7 separate regions of the Mus musculus genome follow, and regions 1, 2, 4, 5, 6 and 7 are each linked to region 3. Evidence: chromatin loops called from intact Hi-C (ENCODE). Cell type or tissue: left cerebral cortex. All regions are shown on one strand.

Region 1 (4,000 bases), 460 kb before region 3:
CTCAGATAGAACGAGTGAAACTACTGTGAACTCACGTATCACTCAAGTGTAAATGTGTTAATGTGCAAACTCTGTGTGCAGTTAAAAAAAAAAAAAAAAGAATGGAAAGCCAGTAAAACACAGAAACGAGCCCCTAATGGTGGCATTTCAGGGAATAGGAGGGGACAGATGGGGAGATATTTCTGGACCAGAGAGCTTCTGGGTGCCCTTCACGTTGTACCACACCAGCCATTTCCTATTCCTGTGCAGAAGGTTGGCTCTGCTGCCACAACGCACTCTCCAGCTCTCCTGAGAAGCGTGCTTCTATTTCTGTCTGTTATAAAAAGGTAGAGATGCCATTCCTTCTGGTTGTCAGGGACCAGGAATGAGTCTCCCTCAAAGAACAGAAAAGAGCCAAGGACAAACAAAGAAACTCTCTGCTTTCTGCATCTAATGGGCACCATACTAACACTTCACAGAGGCAGGCATGTTGACTCAATGGAAAGAGATTTCTAATAATTATAACAACAGATTCTGATTCTGCTGCTTGAGTAGATGTTTGCCAGGTACCTCATCTTTGTTACCTTTGCCAGTGATATAAGAGAGGGCATTGTGTTACCCCTATTTTTACAAATATTAAGCAACATGCCTATGTTCACAATACTGGTAATTTTCCAAGTCAGTAGTGGTGACCAAAAGGTTACAACTCAAATTCTAAACACCTTCAGGAAGATGTTCCCAATACAAGGAGGAGGCATGTAACATCATGGTTTCATGAAAACACACAACCAGACCCAACTACTACTGGCCTTTCTATCCTGTGCATGGCATGTCACCTATATTATCCTTACTTTATTTCATAAAAATAAGGAAGAAATAATTTCTGACTCTAGGTATTACAGGAATAACTAGTGTAGTTGGCCAGTAATTTCAATCTATTTTCTACCAAAAGAATTGTGTGAAATATCTAAACTAGATAAACAGAACTTTCAGACTACCTGGAGAAGTGTCCTAAAGGGCTTATGACCTACACAGTTCTTGACTCAAAGAGCTTGCAGCCTGAAGAAGGTATTAAGACCCCAATAATGTTACAGTCAGAGTTATCTACAAGTTGTAGTCAAATGATATTTAGAAAGAAAGAAGAAAAAGGAACTCAGTGGAAGGAGCCATTCCTTCACATAACAATCAGACTACAGAATGTCAGAAAATAACTGTTGTCTTCACCCAGTACTTATGAGCAATGGTCTCCTAAACAATGTTACTTCCACTGAGTCTGCCCACTTTCAAAATCCCTAATCTTCTACAGTCTCATGGAAATTCCTTATCATTTCCTTGACAGTTTCTTTTAAAGTATCACATGTGTCCATCTCGTCAGTCACAGAGTATCTTTCCTGACAGGAGAGACAGAGCAGCAGCAGCAGCAACAGTATCAGCAACAGCATCAGCAACAGCAGCAACAGGGCAGATGCTGGGAGATCTCTCTTGCCCTCTGTAAATGCTTGTGTGTTTATGCTGAGAGATTAGCACTGAAAGATACCTAACCTGTGTCACTTGGCTCATATCATGTCAACACCAGCTTCCTCATAACTGTGACCAGTTTGGTTCAACAGCTGGTTTTACCGATTTTCCATAGAGAAGCCTAATCGTGTGACTGGTTGGGCATTCTGCAGCTGCTTCTTGCCAGAGACAAGGCAGGCTTCATACTAACTCACTCAAACACATCCCCCCCGCTTCGCTCCAGATCTTCTGTGGAATTGCCAAGTGGCTGTTGCTCGTAAAAGTTAGAATCATACCCTCTCCTGCCTTTCTCAGCTTTCAAAGGAGAACATGAATCTATAACCAACCAGACAATCTCTCTGAAGATGCTAAATGGGGAAGTGAATAACACCTATATATGTAAAGATACATCTGTAGCATAGGAGAAAATTAATATGAAAACAGTTATTTAAAGAGATTTAAAGAAACAACCTCTTTTCAGCAGCAGATTTGAGTTCTTTCAGACAATCAATTATTCATAAATATTAGATTATCATTTTCTATTTGCATTGGAATACATGCAAGTAATGTTAAAAGTTGCCAGGGATCAGTTCCCATTCAAATCAATATTTCTTTCAGCAAATTATGTTCTTCCCTTGTCAGCTACTCCATTCAAATTAAAGCACTAATCTTATTCAAAACTGGTACTTTGTCTAAATTTGTTTACCTGGATACTAGTAAAATATTTCTGTTATACTCTCTAAAATCCTACTGACAATATAAGAAGATTCATAAAATGTCCACAGAAATCAGAGCAGGTGTCATTCGGACTAAGCTGGCTCTATTTCTCACTATGATTAACCAGCTCGTAATGACAACATTTCTTATCTTACAACTGTGGCATGAAGAGGGAGCTGTAGCTCTTCTGAGACACAATTCTGCACGCCCCAGCTTATCCACGCTCTGCGATCTCGTGTCTGTTTCTCTCTCTCTCTCTCTCTCTCTCTCTCTCTCTCTCTCTCTCTCATCATTTTAACCATTGTACCAGCTCCTTTTAAATGTATCTGCGGAGGATCTGGTCAAGTGGAGATAATCCATGCAAATCAGAAACTGGTTGTCAGTGTGTGGTTCCCGGAGAGGACTCAGCCTGAGGAGGTCACTCGTTCACAGCCGCTCCTCCCATTCTATCTCTCCCCTTATTGCAGAACTGCTGTATGTATACAGTAGCAGAAAGGACTCAATTGACTTCAACTGCTGCCTGGTTTTGCTTACAACTTTTTCTTATAAAGGAACTTACCTCCATCTGTCTCTTGAAGGTAGGAAGCCTGATTCTTCTAAAGACGCGTGTAATGCCTCTTCTGTCTGCTCATTGTCAAATGTCACTGGAATGCGTTACATTGTTGCTGGCACAGGGCGCAAATGCTGTGATTCCAGGTGTCTCTGGCTTTTGTTACTTAACGGTGTAGGTGCAATTGTTTAAGTGCGGGGGTATTTGGATGTTTATTTTCCACATAGCCAGCTTCAGTTTTACCAAGCAAGGAAGATTAGAGTGTCTACTCTCTAACCTAGAAATACAATTGGCTATCAAGTTTTCCCTCTTAAAAAAATAATAACCTCTTTAGATGGTTTAACTTCTGCCAATTACAGCCAAGTGTAAAATTCAACCGTGAGAAGGTGGCTGTGTATTGTTTGCCTGAACCTGGAACCTTCTTGCAGCATTTTCTCTGGAAAAGAAAAAAAAAATTTAACTGTTGAAATGTTTTTGACATCAGCGAGAAAACGGTAGCTCTTACTTCATTCTGCGGCATGGCAGCATGCTAGAGGCTCTATTGCTAACTGGCCTGTCAAATAGATTTATTCTGCACAATTCACAAATTACTAGGCTATGCAGAAGTGTTGCAATTAGTTGGATTCCGTTACTGTTGTTAGACGTGCTGGTAGGTATTGTTTTTAAATTTAAATCGTATTTTAGAAAACTTTACTGTAAAGGGGCTCTTTAAACCCTGCCATGTATATAGCACAGTGGAGATCGTTATTTAAGAATGATTTCAATAGTCAAATGGTTATATTCGGTTTAAAAATGTGTGGAAGTGGTTAATAGATTGTACAATATACGTCTTATTTCTGAAAGCAATCCCTTAGCTTGTAATACTTCAACTGTGTTTCCTTGAAGTGACTTGTAATAATATTTTAATCATTCCATAGTCATTTTAACTTTAAATCACATCAAAATGTCATGAAATTACAAATTCAAAAAAATCTTTTGAATTAGTACAAATATAATTAGAACATTCCAGTTGCAACGGAGATAAATGTCATCTGTCTTTGAACATACTCTTTGTTAATATGATTTTGCATTTTGACATATGGCTCTGACAAGGATATTTAATCCCTTGTAGGAGATAGAATTGAACATAAACAGTAAACAAAGTTGACAGTCCTGAAAAGAAGGGGAAAAAATGTTTTCTGGTATACCCAATCATTCTGATGTCATAAATTTCAGACTCTATCTTCTAGGTAGATACTTGTAGTTAGTAGAGTTTGG
Region 2 (4,000 bases), 2.0 Mb after region 3:
CCAGGCTGTTAGAGAGCCCAGAGTAAATGTCTCTTTGGTACACTGGCCTTTTTATCTCTGATTCTGTGTGTGTATGTGTGTACATGTTCCTCTATGTGAGCGCAGACTCACAGATGCCACCATGTGCACGTAGAGGTGAAAGAACAGCCTTGACCTCTGTCTCGGCTTTGTTGAACACGGTCTCCGTCGTTTGCTACATTTTCCAGGCAAGCTGTCTTAGGCCTCTAGGGATTCCCCACTCTTCACCTCCCACCTACTCCTAGAACTACTGCCCTTACACATTTCTGCCCCCTGGCTTTTTAAATTATATGTCTGGGGATTCAAACCAAGTTTATCACACTAGTGCAGCAAGGACTTTGCCCACTGAGCCACCTCACCAATCTGGATGGACATTCTTAATGCATACCTTTCAACACAAACTCTGGGAAGTAGACTACAGTTTGCACAGAAACTTCTACTAACACCTTTAAAAATACATCTTAATTGATATAATTTAGTTACATGTATTTCAACTACACTCTGCCCTCTCTACATTTAAAATTACACAACGTTTTTCTAAATGCAGATTACACATATTTTTAATCAGGAGTTTTTTCCTCCTCCTCCTCCTCCTCCTCCTCCTTCTTCTTTTCCCTCCCTCATGACCTCCTCCCATGTCAAACTAATGAATTTACAAATCCATAGAAAGTGTGGTGAGTCATTCCTTACTGACGTTTTTTTTTAAGATCTGACCTTACCCAGTTTGAACTGAAATGCATTGCAAGCAACTCCTTCCTGCTGTTGTCTAGAAATAATATGGGTTTAATATTTCGTCCCTACAACCTAAAGACGTTGCATTTTATTAGAACATGAAACCCTTAAGTGAAAATGCTTTCCCTAATATTAATGTACAAAATCCAGCAAAATTGCTAATTAGAGTTAATTATAATTAATTGTTCAAAAGTTCAGAATCCATGCCAAGTCTCGGCATTGCCATTTTATTCCAGTGTCCGGTTTTTTTTTGTTTGTTTGTTTGTTTGTTTTGTTTTGTTATTACATATTTTTTCATTTACATTTCAAATGCTATCCCCTTTCCTAGTTTCCTCTGACAGTTCCCAGTACCTTCCCCCCATCCTGTTCCCCAACCTACCCACTCCAGCTTCCAGGCCCTGGCATTCCCCTGTACTGGAGCATATAATCTTTGCAAGACCAAGGACCTCTCCTCCCACTGATGACCGACTAGGCCATCCTCTGCTATATATGCAGCTAGAGACACAAGCTCTGGGGGAACTGGTTAGTTCATATTCCTCCAATAGGGTTGCAGACCCCTTCAGCTCCTTGGGTACTTTCTCTAGCTCCTCCATTGGGGGCCCTGTGTTCCATCCAGTAGATGGCTGTGAGCATCCACTTCTTTATTTGCCAGGCACTGGCATAGCCTCACAAGAGAGAGCTAGCTATATCAGGGTCCTGTAACCTAAATCTTGTTAGTATATGCAATAATGTCTGGGTTTGGTGGTTGTTTATGGGATGGATCCCCAGGTGGGGCAGTCTCTGAGTCCTTCCGTCTCAGCTCCGAACTTTGTCTCTGTGTGTCTGTTGTTTATATTCAAAATCAGCCTTACATTAGCAATGCTCATTATGGTCTGAATAGGAAACATGCCACAGGTTCGTGTTTGCACACTTGGGCCCGAGCCAGCAGTTCTATTTGGAAAGGTAATAGAAACTTGCTAGAAGAAGGATGTCATCTGCAGAGGCGGGGTCAAGATTTCAATGCCTGGCCTCCCATTTGCTATTGTCCCTGTGCTTCCGGCGTCCTGCACTGTGTGATTGGACAGCTTCCTGTTCCAGGTTCCCGTTCCCCCACGCAGCCTGGTCTTTCCTGCCTGTTGCCGTGTCTTCCAAGGGATGTGATATGGAACTGTAAGCCCAAATAAACTCTTCATCCCATAAGTGGTTTCCATTAGGGTATTTTATCCCAATAACAGAAAAGAAATTAATACAGTATCGAAATCATCTTAAGATTTCCAGTTACATTGTTTTCCAAAAATGGGATATTATATACAGTCATTTGTTTTAAAACAAGATAAAAAATTAAAAGCCATCATTCTCACGTTTAAAACTCTTCCTTTTTTACTGCCCCACCCCCACCCCCTAAACTTTGTTATACCAGATGGAGAAAATGTGTCCCGTTGAAAGCCATTTCTGACAAGCAAAACAATGTCAATTTTTAGAAACTCGTAAATGCAAACCAGAAGTGAAAACCTAGTGGAGAGACGTAGTGTGCACAGAAAATATCTAAAGACAAAATTCGATGGCTATAGGATGCCTTATCAACAGCCTTAATGTACCCCTAATTAATCACAGCGCCTCCTCCATCAAGTTCAGAGCAGGTAAAGAAATGGGTTCTTAACAGGCGTGTCCGTGGGGCTTCAAGCGCTTTCTGAGGGATGCGCCATAGGCAGGCCTTTCTGTAACGTAAGCGTATGCTGCTCTCTGTTGGCGAAGGAGGAGCACTGTTCGACTTGACTGCCGGTGGAGTTTGTTTTTTCCAACTTTTTCAAAAGCGGGTTTTTTTGTTAAGAGAAACAGTCTGTTTGGATACCGCATTCTCGGTGCCGTTTGCACACATTAAAAATGCTAATTGCTAACCTTAGAACAGCTAGTAGTGCCTGAAATAATTCTGGGTTTCTAAATTGATGTGACTCGAAGCCAATGGGAGTATACACGCCAATGTGTTCATTTATAGACTCCAGGAAACTCCATTTTGTAATAAACCGAGTACCAAATAAAGGGAGGCGCGGGAAAGGCCCTAACCGCGTGGTCTTGGAGAAACGATCGCCGAAAGGTGGAGCCTTAGCAAGGCTCCTAAGTGCTTCGTCCACTTTATTTCATAGGGGGGAAAAAACTGATCCATTACAGAGCAAGAAATTGTTACTGGATAAGCATAAGTAGAAGCCCAAAACCTTTTGTGATAATCAGTTTTCATTTCAGGAGCAGTGCTGAGCTGGAAACAGCTGGGACCAGCTTGCCAGAATTAGCTGTGTACAGTGTCCACCAACTCTATGTTCAATACCATAATTCTGTCAGACAAAATCTGTCATGGTAGGAGTCTAATAAACACGATATAAATCAGCAAACACTTAAATAAGGATTTTGTCAGAAAAAGAGAGAGAAAGGAGCGAGAGAGAGAGAAAACATGCATATCATGGGCAGAAATGGTTATTAAGCATTTAGTAACGCATCTATAGATATATAATAAGGTCTGAAAAGGAGACATTTTCTTCTTACCAAAGAAAACTTGTAATTAGCAAATTTTTGTTAAGCACAATGGCTATAAACTCCGAGGAAAAGCTTTCTTAGAAGACACCATTCCGGATGAAACACGGTATAACTGTTCGTGGTTGTACAACCACAAAGAGGCCCCTTTGCCCCTTGCTTTTAGACGAGCACAAATCAAACAGGTCTACATGCTTCATTGTCAGGAAAGAAATTGTGCGCAAGTAACATGTTCTCTCCCTAAGTCAAAATCTATCCCCACTAGGTTGTGTTTTTACATTCCTCTCCCTCCCTCCCTCCCTCCCTCCCTCCCTCCCTTCCTCATGTGTGTGCATGCTTATATGTATGAGTTGCATGTTGTGTGTGTGAGAGAGAGAGAGGGAGGGAGAGAGAGAGAGAGAGAGAGAGAGAGAGAGAGAGAGAGAGAGAGAGAGAGAGAGAGAGCACATTTGTGTATATGTGTGTGGAAGCCCAGCTCTGGCTTTGGAAATCATCTTCCACAGCTTTTCCATCTCCTTCACTGAAGCTAAATCTCTCAATCAAAATCAAGCCCTCAGCATGGCTCGTCTTACAGACCATCTTGCTCTGAGATCCTCTCTTGCCTTCTTCTAAGGCTAGACTTAGAGACAGTCCACCACCCCCACTTGGTCCCTATGGGTTTCTAGTCCTCATGTTGAGCCATCTCCTCTGTCTCGGTGTCTTACATCAGCTCTCTAAAATAATAGAGGCTGGGAAATTTGGGAAA
Region 3 (4,000 bases):
GGGGTGCAGAGGGTGAATGCTGGATAAGGAACCCCCGGACCTGGCTGGGGGTGTTTGGGGAAGGTACGCCAGACGACTGCTAGGGGGAGGAGAGGGGAGGGGCGCGAGCCTGCGCGGGCGCCTCTGGGGCGCGTTCCGCGGCCGTGCGCGCGTCCCCCGCCGCCACCGCCACCGCCACCAGCGCCTCCCGGAAAGCCCTGCGGCCGCCCCACCGGGCCGAGCCCCGGCCGGCCAGTTTTGGGGCGGCTGCTCGGCCGTCGCCACCGCCACCCGAAAGGCTAGATCGCTTGTAAGTGTGTCCCCTTTGCTCCTCCTCCTCCTGCTCCTTCCCTGCGCTCGGGCGCCCCGCTGCCGCAGCTGCTCCAATGGAGTGGAAAATGGCCATTGGGCGCAATGAGTTCTAGATTATCTGCTCCGCGTTTTGTACTCAGCTGCCTCTCTTCTTTGGAGTTTGCACAAGCCTCTTGGCTGGCAAACGAGGGAGGGAGAGACGGATGCTGCGCCGCGGTCCGCGCTCATATGTTTATATGATTAGCAGTCCTGGGCTGAGGGGGCTGGGGGTGGGGACTGACGACGACGAGGAGGAGGAGGAGGCAGGAGGTGACTCCAGTTCAGCCCTAGCTGAGTCCGTGTCAGGACTTCGGGCTCCCCGCCTCTCGCTCCCTGCTCTCCCTGCTCTTCTCTAGCTCTCACTCTCTCCCGGCTCACACACGCTCACACACACTCGCACTCACAGGCACACACACTTGCACACACACACACACACACGCGCGCGCGCACCCGCACGCAGAGGTGCCCGAGCGCCATCGGGAGCTTACCGGAGGATTCTTAGCGATTGTTGAGGGGACCGGCCTCCCTCCGCGGCTGTGCAGCGGCGCTGCTCCTCCTCGCTCCTCCCGTCGCTCTCCCCGAACCCGAGTTCCTCACCTCCTGCATCCGCCGGGCGCCCCCTCTCCCGCCCCCCAGCCCGGGAGACCCGACATGTGAGGAAGGGCTGGCGGCAGAGTCGTGCCCCAGGCCGCAGGGGCGGCGCGTGCGCCGGATGCAGGTCCTGCCGCCGCTGCCCGCGCGCACCGGGCTCCTCCGGACTGACTGACGGACTTGGCCTCGCTCCCCGGCGGCCGTACTCCCGCCGCGGCTAGGGGACTCCGGAGTCGGCGCACCTCCGCCAGCCTTGCTCTCTCATCCCCCGCATCTTTTGGTTTTGATTTTTGATTTTTTTTTCCGGCTCCGGAGGGAGCGTGCAGCGGTAGGCGCGCGCGTGTGTGGGCAAAGCCCCCAGGGTCGCGGAACGGCGTGTGGGAAACTGCGGGAAGATGTTGACTTAGCCCCCCGGCAGCCGCCCGGGCCGCTGGGCTGCTTGGCTGGACTCGGCGGCTGACGGCGGTGGAGACTCGAGTCGGAGGACACGCCGAAGAGCCGCGCGGCGCCGTGTCCGGCCCGCCAGCCGCCGCCTCCCCGCGCGCGCTCAGCCAGCAGGAGCACCCCGCGCCGGTCGCCTCGGCCCTTCCTTCGCGCCCGTGTCCCCGCGCGGCTCCCCGCGCCAGATTGGCCCTCCCCCGGGGCGCGCTCGCACACCGAGGTAAGCGCCAACAATGTGCCTGTGTGTTGGCTTCGGAGACCTGTTTGCTGGGCACCTCCCGATGGGGCTGACGGTTCGGAGGTTGGCCGTGTCGCGGGGACAGACCCGCGCTGGCCACTCGTGCGCAACCCTTCCCGCCGACATCGATCCGCAGAACTCTGTGCGGTGCAGCCGGCTAGCCGGGCCGCGTGCGGCTATTGTCACGCTCTCGGGAATCAGGCTGGCTGCTGGGGACCGAGAAGGCGGGAGCTCAGGTCTGCGACCCAGCTCCAGACTAACCCTGCTTTTTATTTTAAAGGTGGTGGTGGTGGGGGGGCGATTCTTAAAAATCTTAATAGGGACCGGAAGGTGCCCTTGGTCCTTCACGCAGTAGAGCTGGGGATGGGACTGTCCAGTGCGTACTCGAGGTTGTCCCGCTCCAGGTGTTGGGCCCCTGGCTTGGCGGGGACTAGTCCCTGGGTTGTGGCTGAGAGCGAGTCCCTGGGAAGGGGGCAGTGGGGGAGGGCTTGGATGAGTTGTTGCGGGCCGTCGTTTCTTGTTGGTCAGGTAGTGCTGAGAGGCGAGGTTGAGAGCAAAACACAGCCAGATGTGGCCGCGCGGGTTCAGAGGCTGGCCTCGATCAGGGGCGGTGGGCTGCCGGGGCCAGGGGAGCGGGGCGCAGAGCCCGAGGGTGGCGGGGCCCTGGGACTAGGCGGGCCAGAGCTAGGGCAGAGAAGCTCCCGGACCCGCAGTGAGAGGGCAGCAGCGGGCCGCGCTGGGCCTGCAGCAGAAGTTAAGGGGCGTGGGCTCCGGGCTGCCTTTGGGGTGGGGATTCTGCTGGGTCTGGCGCGAGCCTCAGGTTGAAAGCAACCGGGAGAAGGAGTCGTGGGAGGAGCGCGAGGCTAGGGGGACCTTTGGGGTCGCGGGCGTGGGCTTCTGGATCCGAGACTCCGCCACACGGACGGGGGAGATCCTCAGCGAGAAGGAGTCCCTAGTATGCGGGACTCTTGCACTTGGGACCAGCAAAGTTTTTTCCTTTCGTTGAACTGCAGGGTTTGGGTTAGAAGAAAGGGCTGGAGGCCTTAGCGAGTGCGGGACTGTCTGCGAGCAGAGGCCGAGGCTCGTGCGTGTGCCTGGGTGTTTTGGAGCCCTCGGTCCAGCCTGTCCTCTAAAAGCAGCGTCCTGCGCTGCCCAGCATAGCCCTTCCCTGGCGTGCGGGGACTCCTCCTCCTCCCTCCTTTCCTCTTTTCTCCCTTTCCCCCTTTCCTGGCCCCTTCATTCCGTTCCTCCAGATACAAACCGTGCTTTCTCAGACTCAGACGGAGGAAATGTTTTCCTCCTGCTTCACGAAAGGTGTCAGGCTGCTTAGCTTCTCCATGCAGCCTGGGCGCGCCTGAGCCTCAGCACCAACCAGATGGTTGCTGTTACAAAGACCAGGTTTCCAGGTTTCCAAGGAGCTCCCCCCCTCCCCGTGCACCCCCCCACTTGCCCCGCTGCTTTATCTTCTGCATTTTCCCGGCGCTAGTTCCCTTTGCTGGCTCCCCATCTCCAGAGGTGTCGCGTTCCCAGCAGTTGGTTCATTCATTTCTCCCTCTGCAGTCTAAGTCTTGAGCCTGCCCCTCCAAATTGACGCTGCATACCTCTAGCTCTAACCTTGAAGGAAGGCACGCCCGTTTGCAATGATTGCCTGCTGGGAGTTCCCTTGCAAAGTCAGGGTCCATGGCGGGTAACCTTAAGAAGCAGGCGCTAAAGAGGTACTAATTCGTCCACAGAAATACAGAAGTTTTTTGGGGGTGACCGTGACAGCATCAAGGTTGGATAGAACTGTCTCGAGCCTAGCCAAAGGTAACTATAAATGTAGTGTCCTTTGATGCTTACTGAATATCCTTAGAGACTCCTAAGAAAATCTGCTTAAGTTCGGTTGTGTTTTCGAACTTTGTCTTACCTCCCTGCACCGTCCAGTAAACTGGTGCGTGATGGAATCCCCAGAAACGCATGCTCTGTTGTTGAGTTCCTTCAGACAGCTCGCATCTCCCCTTTTGTTGCTCCGCTGTAAAAGAGGTGCCATTTCACAAGCTGCACAAATTGTTTGAATTAATGCAAGTGTGAATTCTTACCGTTTGAAGGGGGCGATTAGCATATCAAAGGTTTCTTAGCTTCAGCTCAATTGAGAAAACTGCAGCCTGTCTTCCTTTTTGCTTCCAAGCCGAGGCCCAAAGGGCAATGGGAATTGTAAAGGGTGCAAACTGGAAGGAGGGATCAGGCTGTGCGGCCGAACTTTGACTGTTCTGTAATTATGTGAACCAAAAACCTTTGTCTGTTGCTCTGGATCCCTTGCAGATGGCAAGACAATTATTTTCTATTGATAAATGGTTTGTTCCTAGGAAAACGGTGACCTTTTGTTTTAGGATAGTCTCTGTTGCCTATCTTTTGGGGTGC
Region 4 (4,000 bases), 1.9 Mb after region 3:
CCCGCCCTGAGTTTTAACAATTCCCAAGGCTGCTCCTGCAGGCCACCCCCACCCCTACCCTTTCCCACCCCCTTGTTGTTGTTGATATTAAATTCAGGGAGACATCTATACTTCTCCTCCCCTATCAATGCTATGTCTTCCAATCTGACTCTGTAAAAATAGTCAGGAATTATTTTCTATGGTCAACCACAGGAGCCAGAGCTGCGGTGGACCTCTTGGTCCTATGTGAAGTTAGATGTTATACAGTGTTCTAATGTGTCAAACTATAACTTATTTGTTTGATGGTTTATTTATTTACTTAGAGTCAGTGTTTCAATATACATACCAGATTGGCCTTGTATCTTCCTCCTCAGCCTCCTAAGTACTAGGCCTGCACGGGTGAGCTACTGCACCCAGGTCTCTTTGTATGAGATTTAGGAAAAAGCCCTAAAGATATGCAGTTGGAGAAGTTCTTCTCAAAAACAGACAGACAGACAGATAGATAGATAGATAGATAGATAGATAGATAGATAGATAGATAGATAGATAGATGAGTCATCCTTTTAGTCAAACAGGAGGACATGGGATGCCAGGCAGGTGCACACAGGATGCCAGGCATGATGAAGAAACAACCCAACCGTATCTCACAAGTATCACCTCCACCATGTATCACAGAGGGATGGCTCTGGAAACCCCTTACCTCTCTTCAACTCTCATTTGACCTGAGCTTACCCAGAGTGAAAAAGAAGAGAGTTTCTGTAGTCAGGCCCACAAGGCTAAGATGTCAAGGGCACACAGCTGACTTAAACAAGGAGAACTTGGTTCTTCCAAAGGGAGGACACACTGGACCAGTTCAGGAAGGGGGCAACCGTGGCAGCTTCAGTGATAGACACTCTTCCAAGTTCAGACAGACAGACAGACAGACAGACGATGAGCATCTAGGTTGATGCACTTTTTTTCTGAAAAAAATAAATAAATAACAAAAACAAAAACCAACCAAACAAACAACCAAACAACCAGATCTCCTGTGGTCTATAGCTGAATACTGGTGTGGTTAGGTTTCCATGGGAGGGCAGCCCCAGTTCTTGAACTGTAGCTTGGAAGTGCTGGCGCCAGATTAAAGATTGCTTTAACCCATTGCTCGGTTTGTGTTTCGCTTGAAACTGAGTCTCATGTATCCCAGGTTGGCTCCTAACCCATGACGTAGCCAAGGATGGCCTTGAATTTCTGAGACAGCTGGCTTGACTCACTAGGGATCAAACCCAAGGACTCACTAGGGATCAAACCCAAGGCTTCACGCACACTAGACCAGCACTTCACCAGTGAGCCTCATTCCTAGAAACCTAGCTCAGACTGTTCCCTAAAGCATGCCCTGCCCTTGTTCTGGATCTGGTTTTCAAGGCAGACCACTAGACTCCATAGGCACAAGTAGCAGGGGTAGCATTCGGTGATAGAAATACCATATATCTTTGTTTAGAAGTAGTGGCTTCTATTAAATTTAATTACTTCCCCTGTGGCTTTAAATCAAGGGCAGCTTCTGTTAAATTTAATTACTTTCCCCTGTGGTTTACATGGCAAAGGTGTCATTGCTACTCCTGGTGTGCTTCTGGCCATCGGGAAAGCTTGGCTGCGATTTGCTCCAGTACACTAACGCCTTCCCTTATGATTTTGCTTCTTCGCTCTACCGCATGTTTTTTTGGACATTTTGTTCACAAAATCTGCTCTTGGTATCGTGCAAATTATTCAATTAAGGACAAGTGATTGACAGTTGCAATCAGAAAGGGAGGCAAACAAAGCCATTTTTGATGAATTTCAACACAAAGCCAGACTGGGTTTATTTGACAATTTCATCTTAAGAATGTCTAGCTTCAAAATCTACACAAAAATGCAGTTCCCTACCATTTTTGACTTTCATTTGATTAAACACCCCCAGCTAACCATTTTCCTTGCTAATTACAGTCCACGCCAATTCCAATTGCTCTTCTGCCCCCTAATTGTGAGAGCAGGCATTGGACTGTAGCTAACACAGACATGTATTGACTTGCCACTCCAGGCATCTGCAGAAGAGAATTCCTAAAAGTTTGCTTCTCTGGATATGAAGTGGATCTTCATTAACATTCTGAAAACGAAATGCAGCTTCATAAAAAAATAATAATAAAATAAAATAAGGCAGCTTTTCAGGCCATTTTAGAATTTCAGAGAAATTCTGCATTATCTTTGCCGTGATTCTATGCAGATGTCAGGCTGTATCTCAGCTGAAATGACAATGAAATCATTTCGATTCCATGCAATGTGCAAAAAAACAGTCAATTTTTCACTTGGCAAGCTGAAGTCTAAAGTAATTAAGCACTGCTGTGTGGGAGGCAGCTTCCTGCTCTGAAGTCAGCCTGAGATAATTACCATATTAAAGTCAAAACATCATGTACCGCACTGATAGATAGATGGATGGAGAGATTGGGCATCTATTAAATGATCCGTTTTGTTATGCTTCCTGGGAAATGTGCCACTGATGCCAATTAAGAAATATATATTCCAAGTGAGTGTTTCTAAGTGACAAAACTTCTATCTGGTAAATTGAATTTATTATTTACTGATCATGAAGTACTTAAAGTCATAAAAGTCTAGCTGGAGAGCAACCTAGGAAGAGAATTACATGCTCTGACTCGAGTTACAGGGCCCTCATTACCCGATCGCCATGTGAGCACCCAGGCCCTCATAGAAACGTCCCTCGCCAAGACACCAAGTTATTCCGGTCAGGAAAATTCTAACTGGAATAATAATGTAATGTTGCGGATAAAGTGTAAACATTCAGAGATTTCAAAGTCAAAAAAACAAGTTGGGTGGAAAATTCATTCTCTGTGTTTTTAAGGGAGCGGTAACGAAACCCACTTCAAAGAATAATCTTCATTACACGTCTTTAAACCTGTCTATGGCTTTGAAAAAGGAAGTGACCTCCCAAATATCAAAGTCAGATAGATAGGTAATTCATTAACATAATTCAGCTGGATTCAGTATAGGAAATCTCTCCTTAAAACATTCCTGGCAGCTTCCCTTATTAAAAATTAATCATTTATTAATATTCCTCTTCAAGTTTACTACCGAGTGTTGTTTATAATTTTATAATGCTACCTGGCAAAGACTCAACTAATGAAACACCTCTATGTGATCTAAGTAGGACAGTTTATTTTTGTGTAAATATTGGGGAAAAGGGAAAAACCGACATTGCCAGCTACCAGAAAGGGCGTCTTCACCTCAGGGTCATTTTCCGAGTGAAGAAAGTGGCCCTGTGTCAGCAGTGAAGGTTGTGTTTGGTCCCTTCTAACTACTTCCTGTGGGATTGATTTGCCGCCACGTCCACTAGTTTATTGACACCATAAAAAAGAAACTGGACCCACACTCCTTTAACATCACAGAAAAGAACTTTTGATAACCAAAACTAGTATTTTTTTTCCTTATTGACCAAGAAAGTACATTTTCTAATACAAAAAAAAAAAAAAAAAAAAATCAAAAGCTGGGTGTGGTGGTCAAAGTCTGTAAGTCTAAGCACAAGGGAGAAAGCAAGAGAATTGGGAGTTTAAGGCTATCCTGCGCTACAGTTAAATCAAAGTCAGCCTGGACTACTAGAGACCCTGCCTCAAATGAAATAAACATCAATCCAGCCGTGAATGGCTGTTTCTTCTGTCCCTATTGACAAATCCCAAGAATTAGCAGCTAACTTCAGATTTGGTTCCACCCCTTCCCACTGGTCAGGACTCCATGAGGCCCTGAGTCACAGTTGAACCATGCTCATTGCTAAATTCTAGAATGTTCTCAAAGACAGTTACAGTCTTGGGGGTGGGGAGCTTTTAGTACAAATTCTGAAATGAATGTAATCTGGGATTATCTTGTGTGCAAAGGCAGAAAACGTGGATTTTTATTAGGACTTGTCTCTCCACCACAAGATTTTACAGAGAAGATCGTTGTTATTGTAGTTTGAGTTACTGTCTCATGTAGCTAAAGCTGGCCTCAAAGTCCCTCATGT
Region 5 (4,000 bases), 65 kb after region 3:
GCTACTCATGGCTAATTCCATCCACACCAACAGAGGAGTCTGTTCATAAGCTGTAATCATAGGAGCAGAAAATGTAGAGAATAGTGGGAATAGCGTGTGTTTTTTTTTCTTCTTCTTTTTCTTTTCTTTCTTTCTTTCTTTCTTTCTTTCTTTCTTTCTTTCTTAATTTTTTTTCTTTTTTTCTTTGGAAGTAACTCAATACTGGTTAAAACTGAAGATCTGTAGAAAAGCTTTCACATGTTCCTAATTATCTAAATTGAAAACTTGAATTCCTTAAATCTTTTTTTTTTAAGATTCCTTTTCTTGATTTATTTGTGGGGAAAGGGCTATACAGACAAGCACATGCACAAATGGTTGCACCTGTGCCCCGGAGAAGGGCAGAAAATGGCGTGGGATCCTTGGGACCCAGGCTTGCCTGTGCTTGTGGGAAGCTAGGCTTGTCACGTGAGTGCCAGAACAGACTCTCCAATCCTTATGATTGAGTAGCCAGCGCTCTTAACCGCTGAGCCATCTCTTCAGCCCCTTTGTATTGCTTTTCAAAAATGATTTAATTCAGAAAGTCTATCTATTGTATGAGTGCTCTGCTTGGATGTAAGCACAGAGTGTATGAAGTGCCCTGGGAAACAGAGGTTTCTAGGTCCTTGCCACAGCAGTTATAGATGGTTGTGAGCAGTCAAGAGGACGCTGGGAACCAAACGTGGATCCCTCTGTAAGAGTATCCAGTGCTCTCTGCAGCTCCATGCGCCTCTAATTTAGCAGTGTCTGTGTCATCGCAAGTCTAGCCAGTGCTTTTGCTTTTTTAAATACAAACAACTCTTAGAATTGTATAAAAATGGTACTATCTTTTCTTGAAACATCTCTGCACATACTAATTGAATATAAGACTTCAGAAGGTAACATTGTAAATAGCAAAAAGCTATTTTCAAATAAGACATACAAAGTAAACCACATTTTATCATGTAATATCAATCAGCCTTATTGAAAGTTCTTTTTGGTTGGCTTGGTTTTGGGTTGTTTTGAGATGTTAGGATGAACCCTTGAATTCTGTGCATATTTAATAGATGCTCAACCAGCAAACTACAACTTATTTTAACGATATTTTTGCTTGCAAGGAATACTATGAAACAATCACACTTGTAATTTTTACTGGTGTTATACAGAAATGTATTAATCTGTATTTTGTTTATGTTAGTATAGCATAGAAACATTTTTCTTGGTTTTTAATTTTACTGCTTGTGAAATTTTTAATAGACTGATTTTATTATTTGAATAAACTTATGTTGTAAATTTTGTATGTCTTAATTTTTGATACTAGCTAGTCAAGGCACCAATAAATAACCTTTTTTGATGGTATATTTATTTAGTCAGAAGTCAGCATAAATGGCTGTTGTGGATAAATGAGAGTCTTGTAAATTCATAACTCTTTCAGTAGGTCTTACTTCTGAATAAATTTTAAGTATTAACTTGTCACCAGATGATGACACTGTAAGAACTATTGTTTAGAAATTAAGTTCAGCTTTTTTGTTTGTTTGTTTAAGATGTAAATTGGCTTGTTCCCACCAGTTTTGTCCTAAGGGAAATGTCCAAGACCACAGTTGCAATGAAAACCACAAAACAGAGCAAAGGAAACTCACTAAAATTTGCTTCTGTAGCTGTGGGACCAGTGTTCCCGGGAAATTCTGATTTCAGTCTATAAGCCTGGAAAAGGCAGTCATCTTTTTCATTTCCAAGAAAAGCTTGTCAGTTTTTAAACCTCTGTCTTTGATTTAACTCTGTAATGTTTGAATGTTGCCAGTAATATTTTTGTATTGATAATTTATTACACAAATAGTAGCCACACTGAATATTGGGGCTAACTAAACCGTTGTAATTCTCTGTGTCTTGGAGGCGTATACTTTTGGAAAGCGTTGTATTTTGTAGCATTAAGTTTGCACCATTGTCTACTGGACAGGGTTATTTTCATGTGTGTGTCTCTCCCTCTCTTTTTTTTTTACTTTAAGGTAATGTCAGAATAGCAACATGTGTTCCTCCCCTTGTGGTGGGCTTTAATGCCAGTGTGTGCAGCTTGTTGTAAGCACACGTGAAGTTACAGAAGAGTCCAAAACACTTAAAGTCCTGCTTGTTCTTGCCTACGTGAGCTTAAGTAATGTTGTAAGCACACGTGAAGTTACAGAAGAGTCCAAAACACTTAAAATGTCTTGCTTGTTCTTGCCTACGTGAGCTTAAGTGATGTTCAGCTCTTGAGAAAGCTCCTGGGTTAAAGGAGGCAGGTTTCGGCAGGGAGGCCCCTCTTAAAACAGGAGCCGCGCATGCGCACGCGCTCTGCTTACTCTCTGAGAGCAGAAAACGGTGACACGGAAGCTCCAGTTTATTTTTAATTCCGGCTCTTGACTGAAATCTGAAGGCATTTTGAGCCACCTACCTATTTCAAAGATGGTATGGGTGGACCGCCTGCTGTTAACATGCTGTAGGGAAAAAGGAGAGATGTAAATGAGTCCCTGTGATTGGCTGCCTCTGAATAGAAATGAAGCTGACAATCTGTCCTGCGTGAGCTCCAGTTAGGGAGCCACCAGAGTGTTGGGATCTCTGATTGACAGCTGCCTGTCACCCGGGATTACCATTCGCCTCCTCCTGTTTTATTATATGACTATTTGTCATCACTGGGTAATTCAAAGAAGATTCCATCGTTGTACCTACTGTTTTTGATGTCTCTAAATATGAGGCTGTACAAATGCTTTGACAGTGTTGAATTAATCCTGACTAAAGTGTGAAAAAGATCTCATTTTCCTTCAACACCCCAGTTAGGCAGAAGGTCAAGGTGCATGGCCGCAAACGAGTCCAGTGGGGAGGCCGTCCAAGGACAGAACCACTCGCCTAGCTCTTGCCTTCTGCATGGCTTCACAAGTGGAATTTCTTTTATACGAGGCCAGAACGAATACATTTTATTTAGTATTTTGGTTTGCAGGACGTTCGGACAGCGCATTCTGTGAATGCGACTCTAGTAATATTGGAGCAGAGGTTACAGTCAAATGACATATAACATTATCTCTTCTTCCCTCTCCATATGGACTCACGGAATTCTTAAGAGTGAAGACCTTCCCTTCCTGGAAGTTACAGGAAATAATGTTATATTTTAGTTATGCATGAGTCAAGTATTAACATTTACTGTTGACTCACACTCCCTCTGATGGCTGTATATCAAGGCCAGGAGGAACATGTACAAATTCTTTAATTTACGTGGAGGTACAAAATGAAACCATGGTAAATTCTGTCGGTAACTACGAAAAGCTAGATTTTTAGGTGACATTAAAGATAATTTTTTCCCCCTAAGAATATGAAAAAGAGTTATACTTTTTAACTTTCAAAACCACAAAAGCATGATTCCTGTTTTACCCCGTCCATATCCGAGCATGATAACCTGGCCATCCCACTTTTGCTGTGTGCTCTGTATGGAAAGAACTTAATTAGTTGAGATTGTTGTCTTGTGCACTGTCTCATGCCCTTTCAAAGATCATACGTGAACCTGAAAATTCAAAGTGAGCCTTGCTTCATAGAGTCAGTTCCACCTTTCGGATCACGAGTGGATTATGGGTAAAACAGTCTAATGGAGTTTAATTTAGAGGTAAAAGTCAACACAGAGTTATGGAGTTTTTGACCTTGGGGTCCTCTGCATCTTCCTCCTAATAAAATTAATTACAAATAGAATTCTTGATGGAGTTTAAAGTGAAAGAGAAGCTGTGTTTTTCCCACAGCCTGAGAGTGCCCCCCTCCCCCCCCACCTCCCCAAACTTGTTCATTCCATAGGCGCGGTCTCCTTATAAGGCTGAGATGGGCCACTTGGTATTGTTCATTAGTATTTGCTTGTTAATGTTATCTTGAAAGTCAGTGTTTTATACATTTGCTATGTGAATTCAAAGGAAAGGGGGCAATGGAACCCTACGAGTGTACTTAAAACTTTAGGTTTCTGAAAATGTTAAAGTTAAAATGCCTTTTTGCTCAA
Region 6 (4,000 bases), 130 kb after region 3:
ATTTTACAAAAATCTTTATATGGAAATTTTTCCTTTTTTGAAAATCCATTCATCAATCATCAAAGGTTTTACTTAGTTTTTTTAAAATGACTTTTGGATGTACTCTCTCAGTTTTGATTTAGATTCTAAATTGCATAATGTTGATGCCTACCCATCCTCCCTTCCTTATCACCGTATGACCTGAGTCATAAAGAAGTGAAAACATTTCTGTTTTAGGTTTTGCTCAGTGACTGCTCTATGCTTTTACTGCATCAGATAAAAATAATGCAGTAATCTTTAGTGAATGGATGATGCTATGGACAATTCTTTCACTTGTTTTAATTGCACTTAAAATTCTGTTGTCTGTAAGTCAGCATCGTTCGAAGCGTGATTCGCACCCTTTATACGTAATTGCTTTATGTGGGTAAAGTCGTTGTTTCCTTAAGGAACAATACAGCTGTCTATAAATTCAGTCTGAGTGAGCAGCCTGGACACTAACAACCTCTCTTGTCCCCTTCGTCCACCACGCCTGTCTGTTATTGATTCTGAGCAGGTACAATGAGCTCCTTATGGAGGAGTGGTGTTAGGACCGAGTGCTCCATAAACAAGCCTTGCTTCCAAAACGCTCCTGAGCCCCACGTGTTTCCCTCCTGCAGTCAGAATCACACAGATCAGAGCCACTGTGTTTTCCTGGAAGTGCTTAAATAGACTGTAGGTTGTGGCTTAATTTAGAAATTATATGCTGTTGCCATGGCAAAAAATATATATATTTTTTAAAAAAATATTTGTGTGATGTTTCTCTCAAAGGAGTTCCGGAGGATCCCTGTTTTATCTTGATGAATACTTATAATTCTTTTTTAAAAAAATGTAATCAAGCTGAGATTGTAATAAAACGTGAGAGTGCACTCTGGGTAATCGGTAGTCACACAGTGTCGCCTTTTGCGAGGGAAGAGGACGGAACCCAGTGGAGTTATTTCGTAGCACACAGGCAGTATACTCCAAAGCCCTTGCATAGCGTGGCCCTTCTTGTTGGAGACCCTGCTGATGAGAATTTTCTTGGCACTTTCCCTAGTGTGCCATTCACCTTGGTAACCACTTAGGGCTTCCCCTCGCCCTCGCCCTCACCTCCGTGTCCTGCTCTGGCCAGATCTGCCCCGTGAAAGCCTTTCTCTTTCTTGGGGTCTGTGGATCGAGGTACTTGCCGTGAATGCTGGGTATGATGGTTGTTGCATGCTAGCTTGCTTTCTATGTTAATAAATGATGGTAGAAAAATGTTATAAGAAGCTAACCATAATTCTTTCTTCCTTTTTCTTCCTGCCACCTGCGCTTGCTTTTCCCTTGTATGTATTTTGCTTACTTTTTTTAATAGACTTAATATTGCAAATTTGATAATATATAGTATATGTAATATAGAAAATTAATTAGAATTTGTAGTTTGAATTATATGTAATCTTAAGTAGATTTGCTAATATTTAACGGGTGTTATTTACCATTACAAAATCTATTGGGCGAGGGGAGATTGATATACTCCTTGGAAAGGGAGCATTTTGTTAAATGATTAAGACATTTTTCTAGATAGGAAATAATAGAAAAGAATTGAAATATACTGAGATGCATGGCTGTGTAGGTTTTTTTTTTTTTTTTTTTTTTTTACTCATCTAAATATGTCTGGGTGGTAATGGAGCCATCTCAAAATTTATTAAATTTGACTTAAACTCCAAAGCCAAGTTGTGAACCTTACAGATGTATTTTCCTTCCATGCATATATAATGAGAGTCAGTTTGATAATTAAGCTCAATGGAGATGACACACCTGTGCATGCTTTTATTATGTCAATAGTGTACGTATATAAAGGAGAGCCGGGTCAGAATGCAGGGTGACTTTGGCAAGCCCCGAGTACATGTAGCTTGCATTAGTGAGGCGTTTCATGACTTATTCAGGCACACTAAGTGAAACAGCATGCCAACGTCTTTGTATTGCCTCCTTAATCTACTAAAATGATTGATCCGTGTTCTTCCATGTAACTTTAGAATCTCTCTCCTGCTAGGTCCTCCTGTGTTTCTCTTTATCCAAAGTAGTACAACAACCCCTATTCTTCCTATATTTAGCATCTATTACGAATTCAATCTTAGACTAATAGTCAATTTATTTTTAATCTTTTTTTTCTTTTTTTCCCTTGCACTTTTTTTTTTATTTTTCTTCCGATGCTTAAAATAGAAGTGGAGCAAAAAGGTAAATAATGTCTACAGTCTCACCCCAGCTCCCTGTTATGTGCCTTATGGATGTGACCCTCCTCCCCTCCCTCCCACCGCAACACTCCTGTATTACAATGATCGGCAGGACCTCATAATGTACTTCATGTAGGCGTCAGCTGTTCTCAATGAAATTGTATGGCCGCTAAATCTGGCGATTGGGGTAAAATTCTGAAGTCGGCGAAGGGGAGCTGCCCTCTCTGTTTCTTTTCTACCCTCTGTCTCTTTCTCTGACGCCCTTGGATATTTTCTTGTTATCGAAGTGTCCTCTTGCCTGGCTTCCAGAACCCTCTCCGTAGCATGCCATGCTTACAGGGGCTCCTGCTCATCTCATCACGCATCCCCTGTGTTGGTTTCTCTCGGCTCCTGGTTGCATTCTCCTCAAATTGATAGTCTCCAACCTGAAACACCTGTAACTTCTCTAGAACGGTCAAAATAAGTCTTTGCCTTGAGTTCTCTGCCTTGTCAGCTCTGTTCCGTGGGAGGTGGTGAAGGTGGGCTAGGTTTAGAAGTCAATGTTTGGATTAAAACAAAATACTCATCCACTCATGAGCACAGGCTCCAAATTTTGATGCATTTATTCCCAAATTATTAGATAAAAACACAATTCAGAAATCTAAATTTTATCTTAGCTGTGAGCCATTCTATACATAGGTTTGTGTTTGTGAAAATAAAGGCCAGCCACTATGTTTGCTGGTGTCTTGACTAGGACATCTTTGGAAAACAAGGCTAGTGTGTATAAAGTATAAATTTTAAAAGATTGAATGCTGGGTAAAATGGACTTTCCTCTTTTGATTTGTGAGTAAATGCGATGACTTGTGTCTTTTTTTTTTAACTGTATTCGCTTCTTGTCTTTTTTTTCTGTGATGTTAGTCTTTGTGTGTCCTGGAACCTTGAAAGCAATTGTGGACTCACCATGTATATATGAAGCTGAGCAGAAGTCAGGGGCTTGGTGCAAGGACCCCCTTCAGGCTGCAGATAAAATTTATTTTATGCCCTGGACTCCCTACCGCACCGATACGTTAATAGAATATGCCTCTTTAGAAGATTTTCAAAACAGCCGCCAGACAACAACATACAAACTTCCAAACCGAGTAGACGGTACTGGATTTGTGGTGTATGATGGAGCCGTCTTCTTTAACAAGGAAAGAACCAGAAACATTGTTAAGTTTGACTTGAGGACTAGAATCAAGAGCGGCGAGGCTATCATCAACTATGCCAACTACCACGATACGTCACCCTACAGATGGGGTGGGAAGACAGACATTGACCTCGCAGTGGATGAGAACGGCTTATGGGTCATTTATGCCACGGAGCAGAACAATGGAATGATCGTGATCAGCCAGCTCAACCCTTACACTCTTCGATTCGAGGCAACCTGGGAGACAGCGTATGACAAGCGTGCGGCGTCCAATGCTTTCATGATATGTGGGGTTCTCTATGTGGTCAGGTCAGTGTACCAAGACAATGAAAGCGAAGCAGGCAAGAACACCATTGACTACATCTACAACACGCGACTAAGCCGGGGCGAGTACGTGGACGTTCCTTTTCCCAACCAGTACCAGTATATTGCTGCAGTGGATTATAATCCAAGAGACAACCAACTCTACGTATGGAACAATAACTTCATTTTACGGTATTCCCTGGAGTTTGGTCCTCCTGACCCTGCCCAAGGTAAGAATACTTGCTGTTAGTTCTTTATGAATTAACTGAATGGCTTACTTTCAAAGGATTTTAGAATTTTTCCCAATAGTTTGTCTTCTTCTCTT
Region 7 (4,000 bases), 73 kb after region 3:
GTTGTGTGTGTTCCCTGGCTTTCCCTATCCTTAGGGACTATGCTGTCTCTCAGCCACCTGTGTTGTAAACAAACTACTATTTCTTGGCTTTTGGACATGTCCTATGAAAAGCCTGTAGCCTAGGTAAGATTTGTAGAACTAGTTAACTGATTTTCTTTTCTTTTCTTCTTTCTTCCTCTTCCTCCTCTCCTCCTATGTGTGTGAGAAAATTGAAGATTCGGAAATCATGACTTGTGACTTTTTTCTCTAATATATTTGACTTTTAGTTCTGTTTTCACTATAGTTGAGGCAACTTTGATTTACTTAGTTTTTTTGTTTGTTTGCTCGTTTTGTTTTTGTTTTTGGTTGTTTGTGGTGAACATACTATTTTTAACTATCACACATAGTTCAAGCCCTTTCATTATTTCCAGTCAATTTGATGTAAAAAAAAAATTCCATTTAAAACAGTATAAAGATTAGTCATGTTCTCAGTCCAGATAGGACTGCTCAGATGGGAAAGGACACAATTAGAAACATTGTAAACATGCGTGGGAGAGGTAGGGTGAGGACGCCTGCGTGTCTTCCCTCTTTCCTTTTGAACTGAAAAAATGTGTACTGCATGCTCATAGTGCAGGAGATTCCTCAGAAGCGGCTCAGGCAGTCCCAGCAGGTAATTAAGACCTGGACACCCACTGCCTGTGAGGACGGATCTCTTGGATGCTTCTGGAAATGAGTAGAGTTGGAAAGACAGGCAGGCACATTGTTTATCTTGCCTCTTTCCTCTCCTGTAGAGTCCTGTCTGGAGAAGGGAGGGAACAATGGGTTTTAATCTTCTCATGTTCAATATCTTGTCTTTGCACATTCATGCTCGAAGCCCTTTCTCCTTCCAGATTGTTCTTGCCGAACCCTGTTATTTAGTGGTTAGGAATGTATTGACTATACTGTGTAATCCAAATGTGGTTGGCGCTGTTTGCTTCCCAGAGTTTTACATGTGGCCATGTTTTATTGACAGCGTCTTTCCTACTTAATTATGTCTTTTGTTGACAGCTCAAACTGTCTCTGTTTACTCCTATTTAGAATGCAGCTGGCAACAGCGGTTGGTTTGTGAAACGAAAGCACATAATTAACTTCCCAAGTTAAGGTAGAGTTTGTTTCTTTGGGAGAGAAAGGGTTTCATGGGGCATATCCCTTTGCTCCACGTGTGGTGTACCTACAGAGTGATACATTTCTCATGTCAGAGCATCAGCAGAGAAAAACAGGACATCCTAAACTATTGAATATTGTTACCGTATCAAAAATGACTGGGTTTTAAGCCATTTTCAAAACCTAGGAGGCCAGAAAGCAGTAGTCAGTTTACACGTTTGCACCAGTCAATAGGAATGTTGCTACTGCTTCCATTCAGTCTGATGTGCAGATAGCCAAACTTTGACTGAAGCATTTTGAAGAAATATGAATTCCCTGCTACCATTGATGTGTCCAAGAACCTGTACAGAGACTGGTTTTACAAAGAATGAGTGAGTTCATTCATTTCAAGTAAAACCAGGAAGCAGATCCTTAAACAAGAAATTTTGACCATGAGATTCGGTCCTGGTGACACCTAGGACCCAATGAAAGCCCTGCACATTCTCCTGAGAGCACGGCATTCTTTGTTTATATGCGCTGGAGTAGCCAACTCACTTTTATAATTTTCTATTATTAGCTATTTAATTTCTCCATGATCACCACATCTTCGTTCTGTGCATTCTGTGCCAAGTAACATGGAGGTTTTCCTTGCTTTCTAAAAAACCAAACTGAATAGTACATTCCAGTTCAGAATTAATGTCATAACATTGGGCATAGTGATGTATGTTTGCAACACAGCTCTGGCTGAATAAAGGCAGGAAAATCACAAGGCTGTGTGGGAGGGTAGGAGGCTTGGGAGGTGCTCGCACGCGCGCACACACACACACACACACACACACACACACACAGAGAGAGAGAGAGACAGACAGACAGACAGACAGACAGACATGTACACACGCATGCTCTTACTTGGAACAAGAAAAATAAATAAACCAAGTCAAAATGAAAATATTTTAAAAAAGCAACTTCAGTTGCAAGTCTTTATATCATACAAGTTTTACATTGTTAAATCCCCTTTCCATTTTCAGATAAAACGACTTTCTTCACAGCCTAACCCATAAGCATCCCATGATGATTCATGTTTTGTTTTGTTTTTTAAAGAATGTTTCTCCTGTCTATCCAGCGTTACGTGCAGACAGAAGTTGCTTTCCTAAAATAAAATGTAATTCTAATTCTTTTGACCTGCTGTTTCAAAAATCATACAATTTATTGCTCTGTAGTTTTATTTTTAAATGGCAAATAGAAGAATTTGTCATGCGTGACGTTACACACACCTGTAGTTCTAGTATTTGAGACACTGAGTCTGCGGGATTGCAGATTTAAAACCAGCCTGCCCTACATAACAACTTCGAGGCTAGCGTGAGGTACATAGGACGATCCTATCATAAATGGATAGATAGATAGTTAGATAGATAGGAGAAAGATAAATAGATAGATAGGAAGGTAACTATATAATAAATAAATACAAAGTGAAAAAAATGTGCCATATAGAGAACAAAAGTAGATCGAATGTTTTCAGACTAAACATGCATTGGAAAGAGGTAAACACATTGTCTGCTTGTTCTCATCCACCATTGGGAAGCTATCAACATCTGTACAGATGAGCGAGCAGACCTGCCCTGTAAGTGGGCAGCCTGGTATGCGTGTACAGAGAATGAAAACATTGAACCAAGGACATTGTTTTGATGAATATAATTTTGGCCTTTCAACATCTGCTTGTTGGATACAAATCACATGGCTGATATTTCTGGTACCTCTTAATCATGGCTAACGTAAGGAGTGAGAAGTTATCAGTGGGGTGAACTGAAAAATGTCCGCAAGATAACAGCACACAGGGAACTAAGGAGGTCTTTTGAAAATCAATTGCATGAAGTCTATAAGCAGATGTCTTCTATTGTGACCCTAGTCATGGGAACACTGACAACAGAAGACAGTGTGGGGTGTGTGCAGTTCACAGGAGCACTGCCGGTTCATCTCAGGATTTGATTTTATATTATTCTCATCCCCAAATGAGCAGTGTAGTTGGTTAGAGCTGAGGAGGGACTGGTGAAGGAGAAGCTGTGTCGAGCTGGTGAAAACAACTTGGCAGGAACTTTGCTCTTTGACTTCATTTCACCTAGGGCTGCGTCAACCCTCACGAGTCTGTCTTCAAAGAAACCAAAGAGCCTTGACACCTAGCTTCTGAGACGTTGGGGAATATCGGTTCGCAAATAATTCTTCTGATCTTTAAGTTTTAAACCACTGAAAACCATCCTGTAAACAGAGCTGCTGAGAGCTGCCATGGCACCTCGGATGCGGTTTGTAACTGAGTCTCCCTAGTCATATACTGCTTTCTAGTTAATTACTGCTTCCAGACAGAAGAGGAAAGGCCTTGGATTCAGCGTTTGTATGGTCGCATGGCCCTGTTCAGTCAAGCTCAATACATGTTACATGATTGCCTGAGAGGAATAGAAAAGCTACTTTCTCAGTCTCTGACCAGAATGCGTGATGAGGCTCAGTGGCGGAGAGGGCAAATGGGCACAACAGCAATTACACCAGAAGCAAAGTAGTTTCCTTGACAACCAGTTTGAGGATTCATTGTGATTTATTATTTACTACTTCAAAAACTCATCCTGTGATTTAATTAAGGATCGAGGAGATTTCCATAAAAATCTTATCTCTTCCAAATGCGAATGCCCCGTGACTATTGTTCAGGTGTATATGGAGACCACCCCACACTCATGGTGTCTTAAACAGGGCCAGAGGAGGTGTCAGGTGCAGTTCTGTGAGAATGTGCACGGGTCACGCAGGGAACACTTTCCATCGAGGAAATGGGGCTTTTCTGGGAGATGCTGTCTCTCAGTCCTTACTAATGACATAATAACAACAGCCCCTTGGCCTCCGACAAAGCAGAGGTTCC

The links. Peaks named below come from ENCODE experiments on the same cell type or tissue, not always from the same donor. Only the 100,000 strongest peaks of a DNase experiment are listed, where the experiment ranks them.
Region 1: it touches region 3 in a loop (7-fold over the local background); 15 of 42 quality-filtered maps call a loop at or near these places.
Region 2: a loop joins it to region 3, with 4 times the contacts of the local background. A loop is called at or near these places in 9 of 42 quality-filtered maps.
Region 4: a loop joins it to region 3, with 2.6 times the contacts of the local background. A loop is called at or near these places in 2 of 42 quality-filtered maps.
Region 5: it touches region 3 in a loop (2.3-fold over the local background); 3 of 42 quality-filtered maps call a loop at or near these places.
Region 6: a loop joins it to region 3, with 2.2 times the contacts of the local background. A loop is called at or near these places in 13 of 42 quality-filtered maps.
Region 7: it touches region 3 in a loop (2.0-fold over the local background); 8 of 42 quality-filtered maps call a loop at or near these places.

Annotation. Positions count from the first base shown.
Region 1 is chr3:149,443,873-149,447,872 of GRCm38, reverse strand. Gm30382 (a long non-coding RNA gene) reads left to right here and starts at 2,274. Exons shown (of 3, transcript XR_001784032.1): 1 at 2,274-2,771. A630039O03Rik (a long non-coding RNA gene) reads right to left here. Exons shown (of 6, transcript XR_376220.3): 1 at 2,753-4,000. In left cerebral cortex, a CTCF peak has its summit at 2,360; DNase peaks (open chromatin) are centred at 2,412, 2,648 and 3,197; H3K4me3 peaks cover 1,933 bases; H3K27ac peaks cover 1,045 bases.
Region 2 is chr3:146,993,023-146,997,022 of GRCm38, reverse strand. No RefSeq gene overlaps it. Among named protein-coding and RNA genes, the nearest start is that of Gm29771, 100 kb to the left of the region's middle. In left cerebral cortex, a CTCF peak has its summit at 2,482; a DNase peak (open chromatin) is centred at 2,425; H3K4me3 peaks cover 640 bases.
Region 3 is chr3:148,986,172-148,990,171 of GRCm38, reverse strand. It overlaps a transcript of Adgrl2 not described here. Among named protein-coding and RNA genes, the nearest start is that of Gm30827, 11 kb to the left of the region's middle. In left cerebral cortex, a CTCF peak has its summit at 2,313; DNase peaks (open chromatin) are centred at 2,701, 2,879, 3,189, 3,663 and 6 more places; H3K4me3 peaks cover 4,000 bases; H3K27ac peaks cover 2,955 bases.
Region 4 is chr3:147,090,734-147,094,733 of GRCm38, reverse strand. No RefSeq gene overlaps it. Among named protein-coding and RNA genes, the nearest start is that of Gm29771, 3.4 kb to the left of the region's middle. In left cerebral cortex, a CTCF peak has its summit at 1,971; a DNase peak (open chromatin) is centred at 1,965.
Region 5 is chr3:148,921,225-148,925,224 of GRCm38, reverse strand. All of the region lies in intron 1 of Adgrl2 (adhesion G protein-coupled receptor L2), which reads left to right. Among named protein-coding and RNA genes, the nearest start is that of Adgrl2, 31 kb to the left of the region's middle. In left cerebral cortex, no CTCF peak of the experiment used is centred here; a DNase peak (open chromatin) is centred at 2,407; H3K4me3 peaks cover 930 bases; H3K27ac peaks cover 556 bases.
Region 6 is chr3:148,858,638-148,862,637 of GRCm38, reverse strand. Adgrl2 (adhesion G protein-coupled receptor L2) reads left to right here. Exons shown (of 24, transcript NM_001081298.1): 4 at 2,200-2,211; 5 at 3,105-3,905. Among named protein-coding and RNA genes, the nearest start is that of Adgrl2, 94 kb to the left of the region's middle. In left cerebral cortex, no CTCF peak of the experiment used is centred here; DNase peaks (open chromatin) are centred at 562, 915 and 1,877; H3K4me3 peaks cover 716 bases; H3K27ac peaks cover 591 bases.
Region 7 is chr3:148,912,997-148,916,996 of GRCm38, reverse strand. All of the region lies in intron 1 of Adgrl2 (adhesion G protein-coupled receptor L2), which reads left to right. Among named protein-coding and RNA genes, the nearest start is that of Adgrl2, 40 kb to the left of the region's middle. In left cerebral cortex, no CTCF peak of the experiment used is centred here; DNase peaks (open chromatin) are centred at 571 and 1,756.